3 separate regions of the Homo sapiens genome follow, and regions 1 and 2 are each linked to region 3. Evidence: read pairs that join two places in POLR2A ChIA-PET (ENCODE). Cell type or tissue: PC-9. All regions are shown on one strand.

Region 1 (2,500 bases), 630 kb after region 3:
CCCATGTTTCTCTGTTAGTTTTCTGTCTAGATGATCTGTCTAATGCTGAGAGTAGTGTGTTAAAGTCCCCAGATATTATTGTATTGGAGTCTATCCTTCCCTTTGGATGTAATACTATTTATATATCTGAGTACTCTGGTGTTGGGTACATAATATATTTAGAATTGTTATATCCTCTTGCTGATTTGACACATTTATCATTATATAATGACCTAATGACCTTTTTTTAAATTGTCTCTTTACTGTTTTTTACTTTAAGTCTATTTTATCTGATATAACCATAGCTACTTCTGCTCCTGGCATAGCTATTCTTGGAATATTTTTTTCTATCCCTTTACTTTCATTCTGTATGTGCCTTTACAGATGAGATGAGTTTCTTATAGGCAGCATATAGTTGGGTCATGTTTTTTTTTTTAATCAACTTTTTTGCATTTTTCTTTCTTTCTCTTTTCTTTTTTCTTTCTTTCTTTGTTTGTTTCTTTCTTTTTTTTTTTTTGAGACAGGATCTTACTCTGTCACAGAGGCTGGAGTGTAGTGGCATAATCACTGTTCACTGCAGCCTCAACCTCCTGGGCTCAGGTGATCCTCCCAACTCAGCCTCCTGAGTAGCTAGGACTGTAGGAACTCGCCACCATGCCTGGCTAATTTTTATATATTTTGTAGAGACGTGGTTTTGCCACGTAGCCCAGGCTGGTCTGGAACTCCTGGGCTCAAATGATTTGCCCACCTTGGCCTCCCAAAGTGCTGGGATTATAGGCATAAGCCACTGTGTCCAGCGTATTTTCTTTGTAGTATTGGTGAAGTGCAGTAGTGAGAAGTGGGGAAAGCATTTTGATTTTTTTAAAAACATGCATTAAAATATTCCTCGAGGGTCACATGCCCAGAGAGAGCATGAGAGCTCCATGCCCCTTCCCCTCTACCAAAATTTTAAAAAAAAGTGTATACACATTATTATCATGGTGACTGAGTTTTTTGGCATTCAGTTAAGTTTTGTGCCTGAGGCTGGGTATGATGGCTCATGCCTCTAATCCTAGTACTTTGAGAGGCCAAGGTGAGAGGATCACTTGAGCCCAGGAGTTTGAGGCTACAACGAGCTATGATTGTACCACTGCATTCCATCCTGGGTGACAAAGCAAGACCCTGTCTGCCCCATGACCCAAAAAAATTATGCTGGAGGCAATTACCCTATATGAGTCCCAGCTCAGCCAGCAGGTAGTAGGTGCTAATAAATGCTTATAGAAGGAATGCTTACCATATGTAAAATCTAGCATTGCTGTCCCATAATGCAAGCAGCATTTGTTGCTAGAGCTACATGACAAAGCTCCACAGACTGGGTATTTTAAACCTCAGACATTTATTTTCTCACAGTTTTGGGGCTTGGAAGTCCAAAATTAAGGTGGTAGAGTTGGTTTCTTCTGAGACCTCTCTTCTCAGCATATGGGATTAGGGTCCACCCTGATGACCTCATTTTAATCTAATTACCTCTTTTAAAATCCTATCTCCAAATACAATGACATTCTGAGGCACAAGGAGTGAGGATTGCAACGTATGCATTTTTGGGAAAGGCAATTCGGTTTTTAACTAGAGTAAACTCTTAAGTATTGATTACCATATACCAGGTACTGTATATTAGTTGCTTTCTTTATATTAATTTTGTGTGTGTGTGGACAGAGTCTTGTGTGTGTGTGTGTCCCCCAGGCTGGAGTGCTGTGGCAAAATCATAGCTCACTACAGCCTTGAACTCCTGGGCTCAAGCAATGATCCTACCTCAGCCCACAGGCATGTGCCATCACACCAGGCTAATTTACTTTTATCTTTTGTAGAGATGGGGGCCGGTATCACTAGGTTTCCCAGGCTGGTCTCGAACTCCTAGGCTCAAGCAGTCCTCCTGCTTTGACCTCCCAAATTGCTGTGATTACAGGTGTCAGCCACCATGTCTGACCTATTTATATTAATTTCCTTAAGTCTCACAAGAGCCCCATAAAATAGGTTCTGTTATGATTCAGCAAATTGCATGCAGCATCTCTGGGTTAGAGAGGTTAAGTAACTTGCCCAGGGTAACACAGCCAGAGAGGGCAGAAGCAAAATGTAAACTCAGTAGGTCTGGCTTCTTTTACCCAAATCCGAAAGATCGGGTCATGTTTTTTTGATCCATTTAGCCAGTGTATATCTTTGAAGTGGAGAGCTTAATTCATTCACATTCAAGGTTATTATTGATAGGTGGGGGCTTATTCTCATCATTTTATTAATTAATTTCTTGTTTTGTGTGTACTTTGTTCCTTTCTTTCTCCCTTACTATTTATTATAGTTGTTTGGTGGTTTCTGTAGTAGTAACATTTGAATCTTTACTTTAATCTTAACTCTGCAGTTAAATATATTAACTGCTCTCCATAAGTCTTTTTTTTTTTTTTTTTGAGACAGAGTCTTACTCTATCGCCCAAGCTGGAGTGCGGTGGCGCGATCTTGGCTCACTGCAATCTCCACCTTCCGGGTTGAAGGG
Region 2 (2,500 bases), 150 kb before region 3:
ATACTTCATTATCATTTCTACACTTCACCATCATCATCGTTTAAAAACCCTTTTTAATGGGCCAGGTGCAGTGGCTCACGCCTGTAATCCCAGCACTTTGGGAGGCTGAGGCGGGCGGATCACCTGAGGTCAGGAGTTCGAGACCAGCCTGACCAACATGGAAAAACCCATCTCTACTAAAAACACAAAATTAGCCGGACGTGGTGGCACATGACTGTAATCCCAGCTACTCGGGAGGCTGAGGCAGGAGAATCACTTGAACCCAGGAGGCGGAGGTTGCGGTGAGCCAAGATCGAGCCATGGCACTCCAGCCTGGACAAGAGCAAAACTCAGTCTCAAAAAAAAAAAAATAAATTTATAAAACCCTTTTACAATGACTTTGTATAATTTTAGAATCTTAAATAACAAAAAGTTTTTTAAAAGAAATGATAAAATCAAAAGCAAAAACAAGTCTTTTTTTTTTTTTTTTTTTGAGATGGAATCTTACTCTGTCGCCCAGGCTGGAGGGCAGTGGCGCAATCTCGTCTCACTGCAAACTCTGCCTCTCGGGTTCAAGCGATTCTCCTGCCTCAGCCTCCCGAGTAGCTGGGACTACAAGCGCATGCCACCACGCCAAGCTAATTTTTTGTATTTTTAGTAGAGACGGGGTTTCACCATGTTAGCCAGGATGGTCTCAATCTCCTGACCTCATGATCTGCCCGCCCTGGCCTCCCAAAGTGCTGGGATTACAGCCCTGAGCCACCACACCCAGCCTTTTTTGTTTTTTAAATTTAAGAGACAGGGTCTCAACCTGTCACCCAAGCTGAAGTGCAGTGGCATGATCACAGCTCATTGCAGTCTCCAATTCCTGGGCTTCAGTGAGCCTCCCACCTCAGCCTCCCAAGTAGCTGGTACTACAGACTCACACTCAGCTGATTTTTAAAAATTGTTTGTAGAGACAGGGTTCTCATTATATTGCCCAGGCTGGTCTCGAACTCTAGGCCTCAAGCAATCCTCCTGCCTCAGCCTCCCAAAGATTACAGGCGCGAGCCACTGCACCCAGCCCACACTTTTAATTGCAAATAACTAGAATTTAATCTATTAAAGAATGTCAGTTACTGAATTTAATCTATTTTCATTAAAAGGGTAATGTGAAATATAAAGCCTATTAGATGCTTAGAGTAGAACACAGTAAAAACCTAAGACTAAAATCTTGCTTTTTTTTTTTTTTTGAGACTGAATCTCACTGTGTCGCCCAGGCTGGAGTGCAGTGGCGCAATCTCGGCTCACTGCAACCTCCACCTCTCAGGTTCAAGGGATTCTTCTGCCTCAGCCTCCTGAGTAGCTGGGACTACAGGCACCCACCACCATGCCCAACTAATTCTTTTTTGTATTTTGTTGTAGAGACGGGGTTTCACCGTGTTAGCCAGGCTAGTCTCGATATCCTGACCTCGTGATCTGCCCGCTTCGGCCTCCCAAAGTGCTGGGATTAAAGGTGTGAGCCACTGCACCCGGCGTATCTTGCTTTTAAAAGAAGGCCTTAGCAAGGAATCAGAATAACTCAATTTCTTACAAACCTAAGTATATGGACAAACAATGTTTTTTTTTTTTTTTTTTTTTTTTGAGATGGAGTCTCGCTCTGTCACCCAGGCTAGAGTGCAGTGACACAATCTCGGCTCACTGCAACCTCCATCTCCCGGGTTCAAGCGATTGTCCTACCTCAGCCTCCCAAGTAGCTGGGACTACAGGCATGCACCACCACACCCAGCTAATTTTTGTATTTTCAGTAGAGACAGGGTTTCATCACGTTGGCCAGGCTGTTCTCAAACTCCTGATCTCAGTTAATCCACCCACCTCGGCCTCCCAAAGTGCTGGGATTACAGACATGAGCCACCGTGACAGCCAAACAATGATTCTTAAGAAACAGCTGTACAAATGGAACAAGTTGGTGTGAAAGACTAAACTGAATTTATAGATTAGCATTCTTGATAACGTTTCATCAAGCTAACACATTGGTTTAGCCAAAGGAAAAAACGATTAAGTATCTCAGAAAAGTTATATCCCACATAAAACTCTGTTTGAATAAGTAACATGAATAAATTCATCTCTTCATATCATTTGACTGTTTTTAATCTTGCCTTTCTTATCACTACAATACAGTCGTTTGTGAAGTAACTAAATAAAAGTTTTTCTTCACACTAGACTGGCCCCATGGGGTTTTAATCACTAAGAACACATGGAAACATTAAAAATGTAACCTCAACTAAATATGTCATCATCACTCTTCTAATCTAACTGGTGTTCTTTTCCAAAACTGAAGCTTTGAATCTTCAATGAATTTTTTTATTATCCACTGACATTTGAATGCTACACATAAAACAAAACCTAAGATATTTGCTGTCATTTACAGCAAAAGAAGAGACTATATCTAAGACATAGTTCAATCTGGACAATTATTCTGGCATGATCAAAATACCAGTAAGATTTTCAGATGCCTAAAAGATTCCAAGTATTTTATACC
Region 3 (2,500 bases):
CTTTTTTTTTTTTCCATTAAAAGTCATGTTTACTAATCTAGCACCACAATTCGTCTTAGAACCTCCCATGCAGTTGGAAAGGGAATATGGGAAGAGGTGAGTATGTTGGAAATGTAGGGTAGTTCTCAAATTGAGGCCCCATTTTGCTTGCTCTAAAGCCAAAAACACAGGGTCTAGCAAAGAGGAGCCCAGAGGCTGGAGATGAAAACAAAAGCTTTTGGTTCAGATGGTAAAGGAGGCCCTCAAGAGCAGTAGAATCAGTATATCCCGAAGGCAGTGCTGGAGGCATTCTCATGAAGTAGGGGGTTTCTTCTTGGCATCCAAGTCCTTTTTAATTTCTTCAAGTTTTTTAGCCAGGTTTGGTATGTCATAGTTCTGAGCCAGATACATTCCAACCACGTTGCCCAATGTAAATCCAAGCAGGAATTGGAGCATGATGTTGGTGGGGAGGGCGAGGAGGGCGCAAAGGGCTGCTGCAGCTCTGCAGGCCGGTCAGAGCCTGCTTCCCCATGCGAGGGGAGCGGAATCGCCCCCCCCGCCACCTTTTTTTTTTTGAGAGGGAGTTTCACTCTTGTCGCCCAGGCTGCAGTGCAATGGCGCGGATCTCGGCTCACTGCAACCTCCGCCTCCCGGGTTCAAGCGATTCTCCAGCCTCAGCCTCCCTAGTAGCTGGGATTATAGGCGCCAGCCACCACGCCCGGCTAATTTTTGTTATTTTTAGTAGAGACGTGGTTTCACCGTGTTGGCCAGGCTGGTCTCGAACTCCTGATCTCAGGTGATCCGCCCGCCTCGGCCTCCCAAAGTGCTGGGATTATAGGCGTGAGCCACAGCGCCCTGCCAAGAAGAATCATTCTTTAACCTTAACTCAAAGCAACCAATTCAAGGGTTGGAATTACTCACTCCCCATTTAGAACTTTCAGCAGCGGTCTTTAGCATCAGTAGCCGTCAAGATTGTGTTGGGTCGTTGCTTTCTTGTTGTTTTAAATCACGGTCATGTGTTTGGCAAGGGTGCTGGTTAACCGAAAATGTTGGTTCTAGAGCTAGAAGTACTGGCATTCAAATAAACATATTTGGGGGTTGGGGGTTGATGAGCAAGGCTGGGAGGAGACAAAAGAAGTATCTCGGCTCAGTCGTCAGAGACGCGCAAGGTGTAACGGAGAGAGCAATCTAGGTTGTGAGAGTGGCTCCAAACATTGAGACATGGAGCCAGGACCTTTGCTCCTGGGGGATGGCCCTAGTACTGATGCGCAGGACCTGGTCCTTGAAGGAGCTGACAAAACTGCCGTTCACCCGCGCGACCACCGGCAAAGCAGCTCCACAGCCTGCCCCTCCCCTTGGCTGCTCCCCCACCCATTTCCCGCCTTGTCTTTCCTCTCTTCTCTCTCTCCCTCCTCCCTGCGCGAAGCGGAAGTGACGCGAGGCGTAGCGGAAGTTACTGCAGCCGCGGTGTTGTGCTGTGGGGAAGGGAGAAGGATTTGTAAACCCCGGAGCGAGGTTCTGCTTACCCGAGGCCGCTGCTGTGCGGAGACCCCCGGGTGAAGCCACCGTCATCATGTCTGACCAGGTACCGGGCTGGGAGCCATCCAACGGCGGTGGCCAGGGCCTTCCCTGCAGGTCTGCCTGCCGCTAGGCTGGGGTCGGGGATGGAGGCGCGGGGGAGGGGAGCGCGGAATGGGGGAGGGGGCGGCCGGTGGGGACTAGGCAGGCGAGGGAGAGGAGCCGACTACGGCCGGAGGTGCCGGGGCCTGCTGCGGGGCTCCCGGAGCCGCCCGCCCCTCTCCGGGCTCGCTCATCACCCCCGTACCCCACCGCCTTTGGTGGCGGCCTCCCTCATGTCGTCCCACTTCTTTCTCCCGGGTCGACTAGGTGCAGAGCCCCGCTTCCACCTCCCTGGGAGGGTCTCTGGAGAACCCGTCCGTCTCCTTCCAGAGGACTAATCGCAGAAGCAGGGCCCTAGGCCTTAGTTATGTAACGGGAGAGAATCCCTGACTGGGAGGCTCCGTGGCCCTGAGAAGCGGCTGGACTCTCCACTTTTTGCTTCTTCGTCGGGAGGGCGTGGGGCGGCGAGGGAGGGAGACGTCCGATGTTGTTGGGAATCCTGCCTCCGTTCGGATTGGAGCTAGGGCAAGGATGCCGCTGCTCTCCTCTGAGTCTTTTTCCGTGTGGGGGTGCAGAGCTGTCGCCTCTTTACTGTACTTTCCCGTTTCTTACTCGGGATTGGTTCATCCTAGCTCTCCAGTTGTAAGAGAGCATTCATAATAACCAAGAAAGAAAATAGAACTAAACTGCTAGAGCAACAAAAAGCATCTCACCTGGGCATTAACCTGAGGAAGTCTCATATTTTTGAGGAAAAGCATAGGAAAACTTTGTGTATGTAGAGTCGTTGCAGAATATTTGCAGAAAGTTGCCTGGTAAGGCAAAGTGCTCCAGCTCACTGTTAGTATCAATAATTTACTTGGGATTTGCACTTAATCAGGAGTGATCGATTTCCCCTTTTCTT

The links. Peaks named below come from ENCODE experiments on the same cell type or tissue, not always from the same donor. Only the 100,000 strongest peaks of a DNase experiment are listed, where the experiment ranks them.
Region 1: POLR2A ChIA-PET joins it to region 3 with 8 read pairs; 1 of 35 experiments calls an interaction of 5 or more read pairs at or near these places.
Region 2: POLR2A ChIA-PET joins it to region 3 with 8 read pairs; 3 of 35 experiments call an interaction of 5 or more read pairs at or near these places.

Annotation. Positions count from the first base shown.
Region 1 is chr2:201,606,813-201,609,312 of GRCh38, reverse strand. All of the region lies in intron 1 of CATSPERT (catsper channel auxiliary subunit tau), which reads left to right. Among named protein-coding and RNA genes, the nearest start is that of CATSPERT, 11 kb to the left of the region's middle. In PC-9, no CTCF peak of the experiment used is centred here; a DNase peak (open chromatin) is centred at 1,142.
Region 2 is chr2:202,387,499-202,389,998 of GRCh38, reverse strand. The region is part of intron 1 of BMPR2 (bone morphogenetic protein receptor type 2); the gene reads right to left. Among named protein-coding and RNA genes, the nearest start is that of BMPR2, 12 kb to the right of the region's middle. In PC-9, no CTCF peak of the experiment used is centred here; no DNase peak of the experiment used is centred here.
Region 3 is chr2:202,237,504-202,240,003 of GRCh38, reverse strand. SUMO1 (small ubiquitin like modifier 1) reads left to right here and starts at 1,407. Exons shown (of 5, transcript NM_003352.8): 1 at 1,407-1,564. The coding sequence starts at 1,553. It also overlaps the pseudogene STMP1P1. RefSeq lists a silencer at 1,753-1,942. In PC-9, no CTCF peak of the experiment used is centred here; a DNase peak (open chromatin) is centred at 1,403; H3K4me3 peaks cover 1,773 bases; H3K27ac peaks cover 1,048 bases.